Regions from separate parts of the Homo sapiens genome. Here region 1 is linked to region 2. Evidence: read pairs that join two places in POLR2A ChIA-PET (ENCODE). Cell type or tissue: GM12878. All regions are shown on one strand. Links, peaks and the distances in the headings refer to the core of each region. The heading gives the core; the rest is flanking DNA.

Evidence for each region. ChIA-PET counts read pairs that join two places held together with the same protein. Peaks named below come from ENCODE experiments on the same cell type or tissue, not always from the same donor. Only the 100,000 strongest peaks of a DNase experiment are listed, where the experiment ranks them.
Region 1: POLR2A ChIA-PET joins it to region 2 with 16 read pairs; 9 of 35 experiments call an interaction of 5 or more read pairs at or near these places.

Annotation. Positions count from the first base shown.
Region 1 is chr17:32,566,526-32,571,898 of GRCh38, reverse strand. The region is part of intron 21 of MYO1D (myosin ID); the gene reads left to right. Among named protein-coding and RNA genes, the nearest start is that of CDK5R1, 82 kb to the right of the region's middle. RefSeq lists enhancers at 1,515-1,744, 2,265-2,344. In GM12878, for the core only: no CTCF peak of the experiment used is centred there; DNase peaks (open chromatin) are centred at 1,898 and 2,458; H3K27ac peaks cover 2,832 bases.
Region 2 is chr17:32,489,060-32,494,432 of GRCh38, reverse strand. CDK5R1 (cyclin dependent kinase 5 regulatory subunit 1) reads right to left here. Exons shown (of 2, transcript NM_003885.3): 2 at 3,180-5,373. MYO1D (myosin ID) reads left to right here. Exons shown (of 22, transcript NM_015194.3): 22 at 1-1,911. Among named protein-coding and RNA genes, the nearest start is that of CDK5R1, 4.8 kb to the right of the region's middle. RefSeq lists silencers at 1,257-1,306, 4,030-4,151 and an enhancer at 2,882-3,001. In GM12878, for the core only: a CTCF peak has its summit at 4,124 (motif pointing right); a DNase peak (open chromatin) is centred at 2,265; H3K4me3 peaks cover 3,082 bases; H3K27ac peaks cover 3,536 bases.

The DNA.
Region 1 (5,373 bases), core at 282-5,281, 77 kb before region 2:
GCAATTTAAAGCAAGCACAAAAGAACCAGCAGTGGGTTAAGGGACTGTTGCTTTTCATTTTCTTCAGTCCTCTGCATGGGTTACTTTGCTAGAGTAAAATGGTAATATTCTTAATTGCCTCGACAAAATCAGATTTTCTGGATGTGAAAAGGAAGTGATTTTTGATTTCCCAAAATTAATTGAACAGGGGAGAGAGAGTTTGAAAGTCTTATTTCTTCAATATACCACCAAGAAGTTTTCATTTTAAAATATGCTAGAAAGTGGCAGTGGATATGCTACCAAGTGTCCAAAGAAATGGCTACTTCCTTTCTTGACTTATAGAAGTTTCCACCCTTTTAATTTAAACCCAATTCTCGGTCCTCTGCTACCTTCTGGAGAACAAGGAATTATCAACGCGACCCCACCAGAATTTACAGTTTTTCTAGGCCATATGGCAAATTTAGTGGAATTGCAAGTTCCAGGAAAGGAGGAAAGGCTTGATACAGGGAACAGCCCAGGGGAGCAGAAGAAAGGCAGCAGCAGGAACAGATGCTTGGAAACTTCCAGTGGAGGGAGGGCCAGAGGCGGGGTTGCCAGGGTTAAAAACCAGAAGAGTGTGGTCAGTTTTTGACCATTTACCAACCAATGAGGTTTTCTTTACCCGTTCGTTTGCCTGCTTCCACGCCCCACTCCCCCACATCTCCTCTTCCCTCCTGGCTACCCTGCATCCTCTTAGCCCAGCAAGCCCCACAGATACTTCCCACTGATTCACCTACTCTAGCACCAGTGGTAGAAACACCCTTTAAGGTCTCTCTTCCAAGGGCCCTTCTGTGCATTTGTATTTACTTTTCCCTCCACCCACCCATCTTGTGACTTCTGAGTCCCCTTTTGCCCAGCACTCCCCCTCCAGCACTTTTCCTCATGGGAGCCAGCCCTTTCCATAGCCTCAAGTGGAACTAATCTGTCACTTCTTTCTCTTACCTTCTATTCCCGACAACAGACATGTGTGCTTGGTGACTTAGATTCATATCTATAGTATTAATAGACACCTTTAGGATATGCATGTTAGAAACATGAATGTTGTGTTAAGTTTCCTGTCTTAGAACCCAGAACTTGGCATTGTAGAATCCATCTGTGCAGATCAATCATATCAAACTGGGATGTCACTGAGTTTTTAGAGGTTTGTGAACTTTACAAGAGTCGCTTTGAAAGGAGCTTTGAAAGCATGAAGAATGTTTGTTAGAAGAGCCTTAAAAAGTGTAATAACCGGCCAGGCGCAGTGGCTCACGCCTGTAATCCCAGCACTTTGGGAGGCCCAGGCAGGCAGATCACAAGGTCAGGAGATCGAGACCATCCTGGCTAACACAGTGAAACCCCGTCTCTACTAAAAATACAAAAAAATGTGGCGGGTGCCTGTAGTCCCAGCTACTTGGAGGCTGAGGCAGGAGAATGGCATGAACCTGGAAGGCGGAGCTTGCAGTGAGCCAAGATCATGCCACTGCACTCCAGCCTGGGCGACACAGCGAGACTCTGTCTCAAAAAAAAAAATTTTTTTTAATGTGGTAACCTTGGCTTACCATGCATGAGGGTTGATAGGAGGAAACTATCCTGTACCCATTCTACAACCAAGGAAGTTTGATTAAATGTAAGGACAAATTTTTGACTGTCAGAGACTGATTACATGATAACTCCTTGAGGGCCCTCTGGTTCTGGGTTCCACTGTCTCTTACAGGCAATTGGTGAGGGTGAGGCATCGTGAGACTCTGAGGCTGGAAGGAACTTAGAGATTCCAGCCAATTCAGCACAGTGGTCAGACTTAAACAGAACTCATCCCTAATTGCTCAGTTACTGCTCTGTTTGTAAAGACCAGCAGAGGAATATATTCCACAGTTCCCTTGGTGATTTATTTAATGATCTTAAACATCCTGCTCAGGAAACTTGGTCCTATTTCTAACCAAAACTGCATCTGCTGTGGTTTCTTCTAGTTCTCAGAGACTGTGGGAAGCAGCTGTCCCCATCTAGTGACTTGCCCTGTGATACCTTCACACACTCATCCTCTGACCTTTTATCTCTCCTTTATTCCCGGATCTTATTTTCTGGCTCTTTAATATATTCAAGTTATACGTGCTAAAGATCAGCAACAGTTCAAAAGCTCTCGGAGCAGGATGACTACTGTGTTGCATTTACTTTCTCAGTCTGTAAAGCAACTGGAAATTCAGATTTAACTAGAGAGGAGAGTTACCAATCATTGCTCATCTCTCCAAGACTAATGCTTTGGGAGAGAAAAGGCATTATGGAGGCAGGGAATTCACACTCCTGGGCGTCTCCCATTGCTCATCCAGTGGGAGGTGACGGTTCCCAGTCTCAGTCTGGGGCACTTCCTTTCACTTCCCCTGGGTGTTCACCATTGTGAGGAACAGGTTAGATGGGGAAGAGCTGCACAAGAATTTCACACAGTGTCTTTTCTGTGGCAGATACTATTGCAGAATTGGTCATGCAGGTCTGAGAACACCACATGTAAGTTAAAGTACAAGAGGCCTGTGTGTCCTTGGGCCCAGTGCACCTGCAAACACTTCCTCGATTAGTCAGCGCTTAGCTGACTTAGTGTCTTGGCCTAGAGCAATACTATCCCCAATTAACAATGGAAGTGAAATATGCCCATTGCTGTCTTCACCCAGAGAAAATAGATTGCTCATATATTACTTCTTCCATACACTCACATGGAAATCAGCTGAAGTTTCTATGACACCAGGACAGTCAGCAGCTCTGCCATAAAACATTTTAGTCATAAACATCTATTTATAACACAGACCTCAATGTATTTATTTAAAAGGCACCAGATTATCTAGTCGTGGGATTTATTTATTATCAACTGACAGTTTCTGAACACGAAGGATGTACAAAACACTCCTCTACATATTGGGGGTGGCCACAAGGATGACTTAAACCCCCCAACCTCAAGGAGTTCCCAGTCTAGAGAGGGCAATACACATAAAAACAAATGATGACTGTGTCCAGTCAAGATGCATAGGAGCATAGAGGCTGGACCTGTAATTCCAGTGAGTAGGTGCAACTGCACTTCGAGCTGCTCTGGAGGTGTGTGCACTCACTCTTCCAGAAGAGAAGCTGGAAGGGCTGAGGTCTGGGACAGAAAGCACGGAAAGGGCAGATCCCTCTCAGAGGCTGATCTGGGTGGGGAAGAGTCAGAAAATGTGGGTTCAGTTCAGATTGCCAAGGACCTTCTATTCCATGTGAGGTGACCACAGATCCCAGTTTCCCAAGGTTTATGTCTGTTGCTCCAACATAATCATCAATAGAGCTGCGTCCTTTAACTCTCAAGAGTGTCCCAGATAGATGATAAGTCCCACAAACACCTGACTTATACAGCTGTGCAAAGGGGGTTGATAGGTTATATAAAGCAAATGAATGAATCAGATATGTGTCCTGGAAAGATAACTCCAGCAGCCATGAGAAAAACAGTTTGCAAAGGGATGAGACTAGAGACGGAATCTCTCCATACAGACAGAAGTAGAATGAAACATACTTGCCTTGAAAACTAACCATATTCTAAACATGGACTTGCCTAAATGTTGGTTATAAGATTGTCTCTGTTTCCAATGACAATTTTTTGAACTGTGTCAAGTTGCATAGATGTTCTGAATGTCTTTTAAGTTCTCAGTAATTTTCAGAAATAATGCTAGCTGCCTGACACCAGCCTTTTTTTTTTTTTTTTGTAATAACGCAGAAAGATAAAGAGGATTCTGATAAATACCTGGGGGAAAAAATCTCAAGACTCTTTTGGGAAAAAGGACTTAATGTTGCAGAGGAGCTCTGATCACCCAGGTTTGGTGCAGAAGTTTGCGTGACCTTTTTCTAGGAAGCTGCCGCTCACCATTATTGCAGCATACCTTTTGCATTGTTTTGCTAGTCTTGCAAATAGGTTTCACCAAGCCACCCACACTTCCCAGCCATCTTTCCTGAAACTACTGAATGCACCTCTGAGATGGATTGGGGTGTAGTCTCCAAGGCACAAAGCTGAGTTAATTGGACGTGGAGACTGAACCTGTAGCAGTGGCCTCGTTAGCACCACTGAACTACCCGGACACAGCCTCAATGATGCAAGGCACTTTTGGTAAGATGCTTCCTGTAGGTGTCCTTCTGTGCACATATGCTCCCTTCTTCCAGGGCTACTTGGACTTGATGACTAAGAATGATGAAAGAATGAGACCCTACAGTGGCCAAGTCATCCTGAAGGGACTGGCCATGACTGAAGCCCAAGTTCTTAGCATGTTCATGCTTGAGAAGCAACACAGCACAGGGCAGAGAAAGAGTACAAGGTTTGGAGTGAGATTGGTCTGTGTTTAAGTCCATCCCTGCTACTTACTAGACAAGAGACATCAGACGTTACTTAACCTTTGTGTACCTTATTTCCTTCCCAGGATTGTGACGACAACACCTGCTGTACCTGGTGGTTGGGTTTGTGTTAACCTAGCCAAACCCCCAGCACAGGTGTGGCACATGTAGGTGCTTAGTTGACGGTGGCTGATTTTATTAACTGTTGTCATAGTGATTATTACAGAATAGGTTCTGTTTAAATACATTCATTCGCTGAGTCAGCATCTATTTCTTGAGCACATGTCACTTGCTGAGTCGTGTTCTCTGCCCTAGGGATATAGCCATGAACAGGATAAACAAGGTTCCTGTCCTCAGGATGCTTAGACAAATGCTCTAATTCAGCTCTTCTTTTTTCATTTCCTGCTCAATTTATTGACTTCTGCCACCCCTTCATTTGTTGCCCTTTCCCAGCATCCTCTACCTTCAGCCAGAAACCCCTGTTTTCTCAGTAGCTTTGTCCTGTTAATATCCCAGAAGCCTGCAGCCGCATCATCTGCTCCTTTTTGATTTCCTCCATTCTGTGAACATGGATGGAGCACGGGCTTTGGAATCAACCGTTCTGCCCTCAGTCCCAGCTCTGCCGCTCCCCACCTTGGATGCAGAGGCTCCCATTCCTCTGTTGGAAAGATCACACAGATGTGTCTCAGAGGCTTGGTACACAGTGCCTGCCTGATTTGGTTAAAAAGAAGCTTAAAAGAGAAAGACCAAAGAGGGAAGCTTTTACAAGTTGCTTTTTAAAGCTTTGGAAGTTTGTGTTTGAGGCTTCAAACAGATAACTAATTAAGTTCTAGCACTCCCTGTGATTCGGACAACAACCGTAACTACTGTCATGTTACTACTATTAATTGATTCTATTTGGTTCCAATGACACGAGTCAAAAAATGTTTTCCCAACTGTGGTTGGACTCAGTTGACTTTCCAATCATATCACTCCCCTCCTTCAGTGGCTACTCAAGATCAGGTCTGAGGTCACTCCCACAGCCTACACGATGTGGCCCCA
Region 2 (5,373 bases), core at 268-5,267:
GCACCTGGACAGGTGTCCTCCCTGCTGCTGACCCTGCAGAGGGAAGGGGTGGGGATGCAGGACCCCACTCTGCGGGAGCCCCATAGCCACCTCTCTTGCCCAAGGTGAGCCAGCCCTGGGGACCCAGCTCAGGGAGGCTCTGCTCAGAGTTCGGCGGACCCACCCCAACCCAACTCCCAGCCGCCAGCCAAAGCCACTGGGTGAGCAGAGTCACCCACAGGGCCAGCCCCTCAGCCAGGAGCCAGTGGCAGGAGCGGAACAGCCCATCCAGCAGAGTGAGTCCATCCTTCCCAGGTTCTCCCCTGGGAGACTCCCTTTGCCACCAAGGCCCCCACCAGGGCCTCTGACCACCGCTCTGGAGAGGACAGTGTGGCATGCTCCAAGGATCATCTTACTTAACTCGCAGCCTGTGGCTGTGGTCCTCTTATAGATACTTTCACCGTTTGCAGGGTTGCTAATCAGATACCTGCTGTCACCACACTTGGGTCAGGAACCCTAATGAGAACGGGGAGCTGCCAGGGTGAGGGCAGCCCTCAGGGTCGGCCGCTTTCCCTCTGGACCACCTCCCGCTGCGTTTCCTACTCAGAGAAACAGCAAGGGCGGGGTCAAGACACGGGATGACGGGAAGCAGGAAGCGGGGCAGCAGCACAGCGTGGGGTCCTGGCACTGCAGGCCAGGCCAGGATGCCCACCCCGCCCTCTACACGGCCCCTTGGGGCCTGCGCCCGTGAAACTGGTGCCAGGGAGCACTGCCAGCTTGCCAGTTTCTGCCCAGCAAAAGCACGTATGCTTCAGGGGCCTTCTGAGACCACCTTCCCCACTGAGCCCCAGCTGCTGAGAAGGCCTTGAGGGAAGTAGAGGCTGGGAGCAAATGCCCCATGCGGTGAGAGGATGAGGGGAGCCTACGCCTCAGGCATGTGGTGAGAGGATGAGGGGGAGGGAGCCAACGCCTCAGGTGGAGTGGGCAGAGGTGCAAGAGAGGGATGTACTGAAGCTTCTTCCCGTCCTGCCACAGACACTTCTCCTGCCTTCCCACCCTGACCCGGCAGAACCCACCAAGTGCCTGTGTGCAGCCTCCTGTGCCTCACCCAGGGCCTGACCCCAGAGTGGTCCCAACAACCCGGTCTCATGCCCACTCCCCATCCCTGCTTCCCAAAAATTGCACTGTGTGCAGTTTGCAACAAAGAATCCCGCTGGCATCCTGTCCTTGGGAACCCTTTCTCATTCTCCAAGCCTGGTCAGCTGCCTGCACAGGCAGAGGTGCCCTCAGCCCAGATTAGCAACACTCATAGTTTTGCCAATTACCAGTAGACACTAGTGGAACCATCTAACTGGAACTTCCTCTCTCCTTCCACTTATTTCCTCAAACTTGTTGCTTTACACTAGACACATGCAAATGTATGTTTTAAACACACCAAAACAGATCATGCCAAATGAGTTGCCTGTCAAAGGCTGGAGGGCAGGAGGAGGGCCTGGGTTTGGGTTCTTTCCTCCCAGCCTTTGGATGGTGCCTTGGGCCCCTTAGCCCCAGCGCCAGGGCCTCCCAGCTGAGGCCACAGGACAAGCACTTTTTTATGATGTACTAAAAGCCACAGTATGTGGCAACTGCAAAAGGATCAGGAATTTAGGGTATGATCTCGGTCACGTGTCCCGGGCGCTGAGGGGAAAGGAAGCGGGCATGATTGTAGACAATGAGGGGGTTCTCTTGATGTAATGAAATGCAATTTTATGGTTTGGTGCAAAAACTCCTATTTTCCAGTAAATTAACTTTATTTCTAAAGCATATTTTGATTTGCCATCAAGAGCAATAAAGCATTAAATCTTATTTTTAAAGGTGTTCTGCTTATCTGTCACTGAAAACTTGGTGAAATTTTTGCTTAAATAAAGTCAACCATTATCTGGGAGGATAGAAGGGAGAATTAAGCACAAATCATGTAAAATGGAGGATGATTTGCCTGAGGCTTTTGAACAAAAAGTGAGCAAGAAGCAAGCTGTGGACCGGAGGTGTGAGGAGGGAAGGAGGCCGTGGGGTTGAGTCCCAGCACTTTCTCCTGCCATCTTGAGGCCTGTGCGCTGGCAGCTGGAAGCACACTGCTTAGTGCCAGGGAATATGTTTACTGCAATAGAAGCACGTATGTAGAAAGGAAAGGCTCAGAGACCTACAGCAGCAGACTGGGGACAGGCCAGGCCAGCGGAGTGAAAGGTGCTGGGAGGAAGTGTGGGGGCGGCAGGGAGAGTGAGAGGAAGCAGCAGCTCCTCCTGGGGAAGGGAGCAAGGCCCTGAGGGAGCAACAGGGCATGGCCAGCACCCAAGGGTCCTGCAGCCAGGGTGCTTCCGGTCACTGGTCATTGGCAGAAAAGAACACGCAGCGGTGGCTTCTGTAACTCAGACGAAGGCAGTTGCTTTGTGGAAAGCAAGTGGCCTTGATCACAAGGCTGACAGCTCCCAAGCTACAACTTGAGGACAAGAAAGACTTTCCTAGTACTCAGGAGCAGCTTCAGACCGCAGGGTGCAGGGCCTGGGGAGGGCCACATCCAGCATCCCCATAACCCTCTTCCTGAGGCTGACGCTGGTGGCACGTGCAGGCCTCAGGCTGGCAGTCAGGACAGGTACAGATAGAGCTGGTAGGAACCCCACCCTTGCCGCAATTATGGGCTGGAGTGGCTGCTTCCCTGGGAGCCACAGGGCTGGATTTCTCCCTCCTGGAAACCCGCATGGAGCTAAACCTGCAGGGTTGGCCCATGTGGACGCCAGCCCACCCCTGCTGGCCTGGGAGACCCCGGGGGAAGGGAGCACAGAGCAGAGCCAAGCCCAAGAATACGTGGGAGCAGCAGCTTCAGAGTCACACCTCGACACAGGGAGTCTAGGGTCCAGAGCCCCTGCAGGACCCACCCGGCCAGACCTCACCAGGCCATGCTTGGGCCTGACCCTCCTTGGCCGGAGGTTCCAGTCACCCAGCTCTGCCACGGGAGCCTTTGGGAAACAGCTGCCCTCACCTCGGCCGACGCTAAACCAAAGCTGACTTAACCTGTGCTTCCTTCTTAATCACCTTAGTGTGTTAAGCCCTCGCCCCCAACTCTGTCCTCCCCTCCCCAATAACACAAATCCAATTATGTTCTGAGTGCATGAATCATTTAGTAAAGGGGGCCCCAGCCTGCCCACAAAAAGAGGTCTCTGTAATGGATGGTCAGTGCATTTTATTGAATCAGCACAGTACAAAAATAAATAAAAATAAGGGAAGGGGAATTAAATTACAGCCAAACTGAGCTTCATGACTTTGTCAGATTATAAACCACACATACTCACAAACACACTACACATACATACAAAATGAGACAAATATAAATTAATATTAACAATACCCACAGTTTGGTCAAAGAATAGCTACAGAAGAAATTGCACTAAAAAACCAACATACATCACACGTGTGTAATTAGCAGTTTCAAATATACAGCTATGAATAATTCTGAGTGAAAAAAATGGCACATTTTCTTTTCATTGCAAGTTTAACTGTTGGAACAAAACTAAGTTCTAATAACTGCATGGAAAGAATATATCAACCCTCCAGGTTTACAAGAAAAAGAGAAAAACCAAATCCTGAACTATTATTCCTGTGGCTTGTTCTGTGCATGGGTGTAATTTTCACAGCCATCTGTTCTAAGATTATTTTTCTTAAGACACAAAATGCTCCTGGTTTGCATGCACAATATCACCGTAAAAGCAACAATTAAAGAATAAAGGTTTTTTTGTAGGTTTTTTTTTATTGTTGATCTAAAAGTAGTCTTCATAGCAGCATGGCAAATGGGTTCTTTGCTTGCACACTCAAGTATATCAGTTGTTCCTTTACACAATACTGATGACCAGTGCAAGGGGAGAGAACACGACAGGCTTCACACTGAGGGAACTAGAGAGTTCTTCCCTTAGTCCCCACCACTTCCGAAATGTCCACCTCCTCCGAAGAATAAAAAAATAAATACGGAGAAAGAGAAGGAAACAGACACGCAACTGGAATCCTGTGGATGCAACGTAACTGCACAGTTCGCAGCCAGGTTCCGCCAGCTGAGGGTGATACACACATGCGCCCTCCTCCTGAGACTTGGCACTGACCCTCCCTCTTCCATGCCACCAGGGGCCTCCCACCTCTGGTCGCACGCGGCAGCAGGATCTGAAGACAGGCTGTGTGGAAACCCAGCAGAGAGGAGGTGCTGTGTGAAGTCTGTGCCAGCAGCCGCAGGCTCCTTCCACCGCTGCACCGATTATCTGACAGTCCCAGGAACGGCTCTGCTGGGCCTCAGGTGCAGCAAGGCAGATGTTCTCCGGCCGGGCAGGCTCTCTTCCCCACCTCTGGGAATGCCTCCAGCCACCAGGTTCTGCCTCAGGACTCTTAAATTGGGACTTCAATTTCACAGCTTTCTTTTTGTGTAAATTTCAGTAGTGCATGTGCTGAAATCGGTAGCCACCTCGAACTTAATCCTATGTAAAGTGACCCTCTGCCTCCCCACCCCAGGTCCCCATTCCAGCACTCCCCAGTGGACTGGGCCTGGAAGACAGAATCCTCTGTAGTGTCTTCACATTGGTCTTTGTTCTCCACAGCCGAGTGATGGGCCATGGAGGAAGGCTTGCTCCCTCTCCCAAGTCCCAAGCCACCAATGCGGGAGAATTAGAAAGAAAATCAATAAAGTACACATTTGTGTTTTTACAGCCAGTAGGGTAAGGTGGAAACCAAAACCAGCAGCTGCAAATGATCAGTTGTAGAAATCAGCAGGCTTCCAGAGCAATCAGGAGTCTCACTCCCCGTCTTGTAATTGTCTCCAAGATCCGGCTGTCTCACTGGTCCTTGCTGGGCAAGGCTTCCTCTTTAGAAGAAACTCAACTGTTTAGAAACAGCTTTAAATTAACGGGTGGGGGTGGGGTCACCACATCGCCTTCCCCCCAGCTCTGCAGGACAAATGTCATGTGCACCAGCAAGAGGCCTTAGCCCTTAGGTGGGCACCGGCTTGGTCTCAAGGTATGGCATCCCTCACCTTGCCCAGAAGGCAGGCGTTGCTAATGGGCACCTGCAGCTGTCCTGGCATTTGCCACAGGGTGACTGCACTACATTATTCAAAAGAAAAACTCACCCAGGAAAGCTGTCCCCAGCTTCACCCCACCTCTTTAGCTGGGACCCAAATTGAGAGAAATTAATGAGTCAAACCAGCTCATCGGCCAATACCACCAACGTGGCTGGGAGCAGCAGACAAGGGGGTAGGGGGGCGAGTTCCATTTCTCCACTAAAGAAAAGCCCTTCTCCCTAAAAAAAGAAAACAGCAAATCAGGGCGGTGTGTGGTCAAACGACCAGACACAATCTTTCCACTAGACCCGCTCAGCTTCGCC